Linked DNA regions of Homo sapiens: region 2 is linked to region 1. A link is an interaction called in ENCODE POLR2A ChIA-PET data of the cell type or tissue named here. Cell type or tissue: OCI-LY7. All regions are shown on one strand. Each heading gives the region's core, and the rest is flanking DNA. Links, peaks and the distances in the headings are about the cores only.

The links. Peaks named below come from ENCODE experiments on the same cell type or tissue, not always from the same donor. Only the 100,000 strongest peaks of a DNase experiment are listed, where the experiment ranks them.
Region 2: POLR2A ChIA-PET joins it to region 1 with 6 read pairs; 5 of 35 experiments call an interaction of 5 or more read pairs at or near these places.

What each region holds. Positions count from the first base shown.
Region 1 is chr19:37,984,123-37,989,491 of GRCh38, reverse strand. The region is part of intron 1 of SIPA1L3 (signal induced proliferation associated 1 like 3); the gene reads right to left. Among named protein-coding and RNA genes, the nearest start is that of SIPA1L3, 80 kb to the right of the region's middle. RefSeq lists enhancers at 1-117, 118-623, 624-1,129. In OCI-LY7, for the core only: CTCF peaks have their summits at 1,721 and 1,925; DNase peaks (open chromatin) are centred at 1,941 and 2,811; H3K4me3 peaks cover 914 bases; H3K27ac peaks cover 3,043 bases.
Region 2 is chr19:38,066,391-38,071,759 of GRCh38, reverse strand. The region is part of intron 2 of SIPA1L3 (signal induced proliferation associated 1 like 3); the gene reads right to left. Among named protein-coding and RNA genes, the nearest start is that of SNORD152, 94 kb to the left of the region's middle. RefSeq lists enhancers at 274-773, 774-1,275. In OCI-LY7, for the core only: no CTCF peak of the experiment used is centred there; no DNase peak of the experiment used is centred there.

The sequences.
Region 1 (5,369 bases), core at 177-5,176:
AGGGCTTTGGGAGTCCAAGACATGAGGACTGCTTGAGGCCAGGAGTTCAAGACCAGCCTGGGCAACACAGTGAGATCCCCGTCTCTACTAAATATTTTTTAAAAATTAGCCAGGAGTGATGGCGCACACCTGTAGTCTCAGCTACTCAGGAGGCTGAGGTGGGAGGATGGTTTGAGTTCAGCAAATGGATGTTGCAGTGAGCTATGACTGTGCTACTGCACTCCAGCCTGGGTGACAGAGCAATATCTTGTCTTTAAAAGCAAACAAACAAACAAAAAACAGGAGCTGCCCCACAGAGTTAGGAAGGTTCCGTGGGAGGATGCACAAGGCCAGGCACAAAGAAGCACTTAAGCAGCAGTTCACTCATTCCCTCCTCAATCACACAGCCAACACCTCCTACACGGCAGGCACCGTGCTGGGGAAACCACAGGAAAGCAGACAAGGCCCCAGCTCTAACAGGGCTTATATTGCATGAGAAGGGGAGAGGAATCTGTTTTTGTTTGGAGGTCAGGCTTGTAAAGAAGGCCTCGCTGGGAGGGTGACTTCTGAGCAGAGAAACCTAAGGGAAGCTTCGCAGGAGCAGCCAGAGGACTGTGTGGAGTGGGAGGGAGGACGGCCCGCGCAGAGATCCTGGAGAGCGAACGTGCCTGGTGCGTTCTAGGAGCAGGGAAAGGGTCAAAGAGCAATGGGGCAGGAAGCAGAGGACAAGGCAGAGAGGTGACAGGGCCAGATCAAGGGGGCCCAGTGGGCCACACAAAAGACACTGACTTTCCTCTTTTTAATTCTTATTTATGTATTACTTATTTATTTATTTTTGAGATGGAGTCCCGCTCTGTCGCCCAGGCTGGAGTGCAGTGGTGTGATCTCGGCTCACTACAACCTCTGTCTCCTGGGTTCAAGCGATTCTCCTGCCTCAGCCTCCCGAGTAGCTAGGATTACAGGTGCCCACCACCATGTCTGGCTCATTTCTGTATTTTTACTAGAGACAGGGTTTCACCATGTTGGCCAGGCTGGTCTCAAACTCCTGACCTCAGGTGATCCACCCGCCTCGGCCTCCCAAAGTGCTGGGATTACAGGCATGAGCCACTGCACCCTGCTTCTCTTTTTGATAATAATTTTTTAAAAATTATAAAATTTTTTGTAGAGACAGGGTCTATGTTGCCCAGGCTGGTCTCGAACTCCTGGGTTCCAGCAATCCTCCCACCTAAGCCTCCCAAAGTGTTGGGATTACAGGCGTGAGCCACTGCACCTGGCCTTGACTTTTCTCTTGAGTGAGATGCTGGTACTCCAGATCCCATGGGAGGTTCTGAGCAGGGGAGGGCCGTGACCTCAGGTGTTCACAGGCCCCACCTGGCTGAGTGCAGAGGACAGACCAGGAGAGGTAGGGCAGGAGCCAGCAGGATAATGAGAGACTGCTGCCTTAGGCCAGTGGGAGCCAAGGACAGACAGGACCAGCAGGGGGACTGTAGGAGGAGGGGAGAATAGAGAGAGAATTTGGGACAATTTCCAAAGGAGATAATACCACCAAGCCTAGAATCTTCTCTACTGTTATTAAAAGGGACTTTATGGTGACTTCATTCTGATTCCCACTCTCCCAACACAAATACCAAGCTCCGTTTATTATCCTTTCCCCACTTGCTAGTCCAGCCACACCCACCATTTACTGAGCAGTAAAGGCGCCGGGACAGTGGCTGTCAAAGTGCAGCAGACGGGAGATGCACCAAGAGCTTGTATCCCCACTGGGGCCTGCCCCAAACTAAAGTGGCCATGACTGCTACTGTGGGACCTGAGCATCGATGTGAGTGACCAGCTGGCCTAGGGGGTCCCAGGCATGGTGAAATTAGAGGGTGCGAGGCCGCTGGTAACCAACTAGGGACAACACTGCCCCACCTCTATTCCAGGGGACATTTGGAGACACTTTTGATGATCCCCGCTGGGGGGTGCTGTTACTGGCATCTAGTGGGTAGAGGCCAGGGATGCTGCTGAACAGCCCATAATATGCACAGGACAATTCTGACATCAAAGAGTGATCTAGCCCCAAAGGTCAACAGCGTCAGGGTTCACAAACCCTGGTCTAGGCTCCCAAATCCTAATGGGTAGTCAATCACCAAGGGGTCTGGGAAAAATGCAGCTAAGGATTCAAAGTGCGTGTCCCAGATTCTACACATCTGAAAAGCAGACTTCTAGGCCCTTGATTCTGACACCTAAGGTCCGGGAAACAGCATCATCTACATCACCTGGGAGCTCACTGAAAAAGCAGATGTGTCCGGGCGCGGTGGCTCACATCTATAATCCCAGTGCTTTGGGAGGCTGAGGCGGGTGGATCACCTGAGGTCGGGAGTTTGAGACCAGCCTGGCCAACATGGTGAAACCCCATCTCTACAAAAAATTCGAAAATTAGCCAGGCATGGTGGCACAAGTCTGTAATCCCAGCTACTCGGGAGGTTGAGGCACAAGAATTGCTTGAACCTGGGAGGCAAAGGTTGCAGTGAGCCGAGATCGCACCACTGCACTCCAGCCTGGGTGACACAGTGAGACTCTATCTCAAAAAGCAAAAAAAGAAAAAAGAAAACGCTCAGCTCCTCCTCAGACCAGATGAATGAGAACCTGCATTTTATCACGACCCCCAGGTGGTTCTCAGCTACATTCAGTGATTGTGAATGCCCCTGAATTCAGAGAGTGTCCCTGAAGGCACATCAGGCAGCTAAGAAAAAAAAGTCTCCACACCTAGGCCTCAGGCCCTTTACACAGGAAGAGGGGAAAGGGGAAGGCAGGCACGGGCACGTTGTAAACAGTGCCCACCTGATTCTAATAGGGTTCGTGCAGCCAGGGTTAAGAAAAGAAGAAGCTGCCCTGGAGGAAGCAGTCTTCTCTCCCTGGCAAGCAAGAGCAGTCCCTTTTGTGGAGGCACCACACAGGCCCCCAACGCTGGCGACAAACATCCTGACAATTCTCAGCTTCCTGGCATCAAATAACCTGCTTTTCCCCAGCAAAGGGGCTGCTTTTGGCACCTGAAGCCTGGCTGACTGCCAGACGCCAAGCTCCTGGGCAAGAACCGGGCTGGTGTGGAGAAACAGAAGTCGAATGCAAGTGTCTTAACTGTTGACAAGAAACTAGAGGAAAGAGAAAGCCATCTCACCTCGAGTTAAAATTGGAAGGTGATAACACTTATGTAGCACATCCTGTGTGCACTTTTCTAAGCACAGGAATTACTGTCCCATTCTACAGATGGGAAAGCTAAGGTGAGGCACATGGAAGGCATTTGCCCAAGGTGTAAGTGGGGAAGCCGGAGTTTAAGCCCTGAATCTGGGCTCCTAACTGTGGCTCTATCCAGGAAGCCCTGTTGCTTTAATACCTTCCCCACCTTTGACACAAAGAAAAGAGATGGTTAATTCCCCCACAGCCCCAAGCAGCATGCCCAGTCTGGCTTGGCTGCTTTCTGGAGCTTCTCTAGGGCAGACAGCTTTGAGCTGATCTATCTGGGGAAGGAGAAAGTGGGCTTCAGGCACAAAGCGCCACCGCTTTGCTCGCATGACGGCGCAGCTGGGTCACCTTTGGAACAAAAAGGACAACCACATTCTTGGCTGGGAAGTCAGGGAGTCCACCCAAGGGGCGAAGGGTCTCTTCCCTGTGGCCCCGCATCCCTGGGTAAGGGCCCTGGGAAGGCTGGGAGGAGCCAGGGAGGGGCCCGGCCTCTGGGCCCACCACCTCTCTTCCTAGACGCCAAAGTCAGCTCCCCACAGCCATCCTCTCCAAACACCCCTAGGATGGAAGCAAATGGAGGCTTTGGGGAACAAACTACAAATCCCTCCCAACACATTCTCACCCTTGTTCACCCACCTGTGTGCATGACTGGCTCCTTTTCATCTTTCAAGTCTCAGATTAAATGTCACCTCCTCGGACAGACCCCTTCCTCATCCCTCTAAGACACCCCTCCCACCACTACCACTCACTTCACTTTATCCTGGTTTAGTTTCTTTCCTTCCTTTCCTTTCTTTTCTTTCTCTCTCTCTATTGTCTAGGCTGGTTTTGAACTCCTGGCTTCAAGTGATCCTCCTGTCTCAGCCTCCCCGGTAGCTGGAACTAGAGGCATGTGCCATCACACTTGACTAAAACAATTTTCTTCGTAAAATTGGCTGGGCATGGTGGCACATGACTCTAGTCTCAATCAGGAGGCTGAGGTGGGAGGATTGCTTGAGCTAGAGAGGTTGAGGCTGCAGTGAGCCAAGATTGCACCACTGCACTCCAGCCTGGGCAACCAGAGAGAGACCCACACTCAAAAAAAAAAAAAAAGAAAAAAACAATTTTTTTAAGAGATAGAATCTTGCTCTGTCGCCCAGGCTGGTCTCAAACTGGCCTCAACTGATCCTCCTGCCTTGGCCTCCCAAAATGCTACAATAATTGAACGTCTTAATAGCACTACCAATCACTTCTGATAAATACTGTTTATTTCTAGTCTGTCTCCTCCACCAGACCTTGTACTCCAGGACAGCAAGGACTAGGTCTGTCTTCTCTGCTGCATACCTGGGCCTTGAAACAGTGTTTAGCACAGACAAGAGGCCCCAGAAATATTTGTTGAAGGAATCCACAAATCTTGACTTCCAGTCACGTTCATGAAATGACTATTCTCTTCTTCAGGGATCACCACAAGGACATGCTCTAGTTTGCTACAGAGTTGCCTGCATGAGAGGCATCTGTGGAGTACCAGCCATATTCCACAGCAGCCTACAGAACAATCACTACTGTTGTCATTAACGTTTATGACACCAACAGTAACGCAGCTAACATTTAATGCACACTTGCTATGTGTCAGGACCTATGCAAAAAGATCTTTACTAGTTCCAAGCTCATTAGTAAGCTGGTCACATAGTAACTAGTTCTTTTCCTCACTTTGCAGAAATGAATACCGAGGCTTAGAGATGGTTTGTTACTTGCCCTAGCCTAGTCTGCTAGTTTCCAAGGTTTTCTCTCTTTCCTTAATGTTTCGCAGCCTCACAATAATCTATCTGGGGGATTTCTTTTTATCCAGTCTCTGCTTGGCACTCGTTGTGAGCTTTCAGCATTGAGATGCAAGTCTTCAATTATGGCACATTTTTAGCATTAGTTCTAATATTGCCTCCCCACCACTCCTTCTAGCTTTATTTCTGGAAATCCTACTAGATGTATGCTTCTTCTCACTCCACCCGTTTTGTTACTTCTATGTATTTTATCTCTATTCTATACTCAGAGTGAATTTCATTTACTAATTTTCTCTTTGACTGTGCTTGGTGTTACTTGCCCAAGGTCACACATTAGTAAGGATGGAATCCAGCCCTTAACCGCCTCGCTGCCCCGCCCTGCGCAGGGCTCACACAGCGCTCCCTGAGACT
Region 2 (5,369 bases), core at 298-5,297, 82 kb before region 1:
CAGGCTGGCTGAGAGCCCTGCTCATGCCAACTTCACTCCCAGCAGACAAAGCAGCCCTTACCTGGGACCCTGCTGATCACAAAGGAAGGAGACAGGGTTGAACCACGCACTCCAGCCTGGTTGCACAGTGAGACCCTGTCTCTAAAAAAATTCTTTTCTAAATAAATATCTGATTGGGCACAGTGGCTCATGCCTGTAATCCCAGCACTTTGGGAGGCCGAGGTGGGCGAATCAACTGAGGTCAGAGGTTCGAGATCAGCCTGGCCAACAAGGTAAAACCCCGTGTCCACTAAAAATATGAAAAAATTAGCGAGGCATGGTGGTGCATGCCTGTGGTCCCAGCTACTTGGGAGGCTGAGGCAACAGAATTGCTTGAACCTGGGAGAGGGAGGTGGCAGTGAGCCGAGATCACGCCACTGTACTCCCGCCTGGGCAATAAAGTGAGACTCTGTCACTACATAGATAGGTAGGCAGGTAGGTAGGGTAGGCAGGCAGATAGATAGATAGATAGATAGATAGATAGATAGATAGATAGATAGATAGATAGATAGATAGATAAAACAACATAACTATTAAATGACTGGATGGATGACAACCTCACTCAGGACCAGGGAGCACTGGCTCAGTTGGGGTCTGTGACCCAAGGCAAGCAGGGCCTGCTTGGTGCCCGAGTGTGCCCTTCCCTGGGAAGCAGCACGCCCAAGAAGCTGAAAGCAATGCTTGGAGATAGCTTGTAGGGGTGGGATGGGCTGTCCTTTCACAGGCCTTTGCTTAGAGGTAGAGGGACCCCCTGGGTGTTCAGGGCTGCCCTGATGTGCTCCAAGCATCTCCCTTTCAGGGAAACATGATCTAGTCACGGCCATGGAGGCTAAGTGGGGCTCAAGCACTCTGGAGGGCTCAGGGATGTGGCATCAAGTCCGAGGGTTCCTCTCTAAGGCCCAGGTGGAATGAGGACTCCTCCAGGCATGCATCCAGTGACTCAGCAGTTTCTGGGCACGTACAAGTCATTTGTTTATCCAGGAAGAACTAGTTAGTCCTTAAAATGCATCCATTCATCCATTCACTCACACAACAAACACCTACCATGTTCTTATAAATCCCTCAAAAAAGTTCTTCCAGCCAACAAAGCCCTAAAAACATATTCATTTATTCACCATTTCCCAGTCATGTATAACTCATTCATTCATTCTACAAGCACCAAACACTCGAAATCCATTCATTTACTCAATCTATTTCTACTACACGCCACTGCTGTGGGTGCTAAAGAAAATCTCTGAGCAGGACAGACTGTGCCCCTGCTCTCATGAATGGACCTCCAGTAGAGAAACGCCAGAGAAATAAAATAGAATTTCCAAGGGTGGCCAGCATTGTAAAGGTCATAAAATGGCTGGGTGCAGTGGCTCATGTGTGTAATCACAGCACTATGGGAGGCTGAGGTGGGAGGATCGCTTGAGCCCAGGAGGTCAAGGCTGCAGTGAGCTGTGATCACGCCACTGCACTCCAGCCTGGGTGACAGAGCAAGACCCTGTCTCAAAAATAGATAGATAGATAGATAGATAGATAGATAGGACTGAAGATCACTATAGTTGGGAGGGGGTCAGGAAGACTCCTTGAAGGGTGGTGTCTAAACCAGGATCTGCAAGAAGAGAGGGTACCTGCCGTGGATGAGCAGGGAAGCTGGGAACAGCCAGTATCCAAGGCCAGATGGGGATGCTCGGGGGACTGGTCTTCCTGCCAGCATACAATAGAGGTACAGAGGAGCTTTATAAAAATATAGGTGTCTGGGCCAGGCATGGTAGCTCGTGCCTGTAATCCCAGCACTTTGGGAGGCCAAGGCAGGCAGATCACTTGAGGTCAGGAGTTCAAGACCAGCCTGGCCAACATGGTAAAACCCCATCTCTACTAAAAATACAAAAAAAAAAAAAAAATTAACCAGGTATAGTGGCGCGTGCCTGTGGTCCCAGCTACTTGGGAGGCTGAGGCAGGAGAATCGCTTGAACCCAGGAGGTGGAGGTTGCAGTAAGCCGAGATCGCACCACTGCACTCCAGCCTGGGAGACAGAGCAAGACTCTGTCTCACAAAAATAAAAAATAAAAAAAAATATATAGGTATCTGTCCACACCCCACTCCCAGAGATTCTGAATTAGCTGGTTGGGGTGGGGCGCAGGCCTGAGTGCCTCTTAAAAGCTCGGCAGCTGATTCTACTGTGCAGTCTTAGGTGAGGACAGAAGGAACAGAGAGAGCAGAGAGAAGAGGGTCTGCCTCCGAGCTCGGAGAGGCTGTACATCCAAGTGGGCAGGTGGGTGATGGGAGCCAGGACATGAGATACAGCAGGCCCAGCAGGGAGGCTGGAGCGCAGGTGTGGTTGGGGAGGACCAACTGTCAACAGGAGTGGACGCTGCTCAAAGAGTCACGTATGGTGGCAGTTATAGGTATGAAGGGCACTGGTGACCTTTGCAGGAGTTATTTCAGGGGTTCACTGATTCAGAGCGCCTTGTCCTCGCCTCCCTCCGATTGTCCCCCCATGCTGTCTGTCCCACTAAAGCCAGGCAGAATTCCCCCTTTCCTCCCTCTGCTGAGCTCCCGGGGATGTACATGCACCCTTGATATGGGACTTAGCCCACTGGATTTTTAAGCCTCTGAGCATCTTCTGTCTTCCCCAGACTGTGAACAGATGCATGTCTGGGGTGGACTGGGATCTAACATATTTGTTCTCACATGTGGGCGGGGCAGTGGAGAGGGATAATACGGTGATGACGGTATTAAACATAAGGTCAACACTGATGAGCTCTCCTGATGCGCCAGATTCAGGGCTACACACTGGCGTGTGTTAACTGGTGTGTTCTAACAACTGTATCAAGTAGGGGCTTCTTTTCCTTTTTAAATAAATTTCTCTTCTCTTTTTTGAGACAGGGTCTTTGCCACCCAGGCTGGAGTGTGGTGGTACAATCATAGCTCACTGCAGCCCTTAAATTCCTGGGCACAAGCAATCTTCCCACCTCAGCCTCTTGAGTAGCTGGGACTACAGCTGTGTGCCACCACAACCGGCTAATTTTTTACTTAAAAATTTTTTTTTGTAGAGATGAGGTCTCACAAAACCTCAAACTCCTGGCCTCAAGTGATCCTCCTGCCTTGGCCTCCCAAAATGCTGGGGTTACAGGTGCAAACCACCATGCCCTGCCAAGTAGGGACTTCCATCATGACCATCTTACAGATGAGGCAAAGGTTACGAGGGGCAGGTGGGATTCAAACCTCAACAGTCTGCCTGCCACCCCTTTGCCCTGTGCTCCAAATAAGATGAAATCGTTCAAATGAGTGTGCTGTGGGAATACGTGAATGACGCTGACTGTCTTTAAAATCCATTCATAAGGACAAAATTCCAGCAAGTCAGCAACAGCTCAGCAGATTGCACGTTAAGAATCTGATTTTTCGGCCGGGCGTGGTGGCTCACGCCTGTAATCCCAGCACTTTGGGAGGCCGAGGCGGGCAGATCACGAGGTCAGGAGATCGAGACCATCCTGGCTAACACGGTGAAACCCCGTCTCTACTAAAAAATATGAAGAAAAAAAATCAGCCGGGCATGGTGGCGGTCGCCTGTAGTCCCAGCTACGCGGGAGGCTGAGGCAGGAGAATGGCGTGAACCCAGGAGGTGGAGCTTGCAGTGAGCCGAGATAGCGCCACTGCACTCCAGCCTGGGCAAAAGAGTGAGACTCTGTCTCAAAAAAAAAAAAAAAAAAAATCTGATTTTTCCCCTCTATGTCTTCCCCAACCTTACTGGGAGTTTGAGCATACATGGGACCACTACAGAGCTCCCTCAGGAAATAAGATGGATGAAAATCTTAGAAATCTCATTAGCTAGTGCCATGGCAGAGACTCTGCTCCACTGGCTGGAAGAGCAACGAGTGGAGTCTCAGCCACGGCTGTGAAAGCCAGCACTTCCACATTTAACGTCAAAGAGCCCAGAGGACTAGTGTTTCTTTCTTTCTTTTTTTTTTTTTCAGACTGAGTCTCACTCTGTCATCCAGGCTGGAGTGCAGTGGCATGATCTCGGCTCACTGCAACCTCCACCTCCGGGGTTCAAGCGATTCTTCTGCCTCAGCCTCCAGAGTAGCTGGGATTACAGGCTCGCACCACCATGCCCAGCTAATTTTTGTATTTTTAGTAGAGATGGGTTTTGCCATGTTGGCCAGGCTGGTCTTGAACTCCTGACCTCAGGTTATCTGCCCGCCTCGGCCTCCCAAAGTGCTGGGATTACAGACTTGAGCCACCACGCCCGGCTGAGGATTGGTGTTTCTAAAACAAATCTCCTCCAGCATCCAGAAGGAGCCCAAATTCCTACCCAGGGACCCAGGGCAGTCCCCACAGGAGAGAGGGAGGCCACGTCCAGCTGTTACATTCAAATTGGCAAGGCTCCCACACAGGTCAGGGTTCCTGCATGACCTGTTCTGCTTTTAAGGGTGTTAAATCAGTAGAGTTTTCTCCCCTTGGGGGAATAGAAAGAATAAGTTAGAACTGTGCATCAAAATTTTAAATTACTCTGTCGCCTGGTCTGGAGTGCAGTGGTGTGATTATGGCTCACTGCATCCTCAACCTCCTGGGCTCAAGTGATCCTCCTGCCTCAGCCTCCCAAGTAACTGGGACTATAGGGGTGTGCCAGCACACCTGGCTAATTTTTAATTTTTTTTTGTAGAGACTGGGTCTTGCTACGTTGCCCAGGCTGGTCTTGAACTCCCGGGCTTAAGTGATCCTCCCATCTTGGCCTCCCAAACTGCTGGGATTACAGTTGTGAGCCATCACATCCATTCTGCTTTTAAGGGTGTTAAATCAGTACAGTTTTTCCCAACTAGGGAAAGTCAAGAGAGAGAGCTGGAATTATGCATCAACATTTTAGGTGTGCATTCTATTTATTTTATTATTTTTATTTTTACTTTTTTGAGATGGAATCTTGCTCTGTCGCCCAGGCTGGAGTGCAGTGGCGTGATCTCGGCTCACTGAAACCTCTGCCTCCTTGGTCAAGCAATTCTCCTACCTCAGCCTCCTGAGTAGCTGGGATCACAGGCATGTGTCACCATGCCCAGCTAATTATCGTATTTTTAGTAGAGACAGGGGTTTCACCACATTGGCCAGGCTGGTCTAGAACTCCTGACCTCAAGTGATCCACCCGTCTTGGCCTCCCAAAGTGCTGGGATTACAGGCGTGAGCCACCGCGCCTGGCTTCATTCTATTTATTTTAATCCAGCAATTCCACTTCCAGAAATCTGTCTCTCTGATAATAACACCAGTCTACGTCAAGAAAGGTACACGATGCTTTGACTGTTTTACATTGCTGTAATACAGAAGAACTGAGAACAGCCCAAATGCCCACCAGC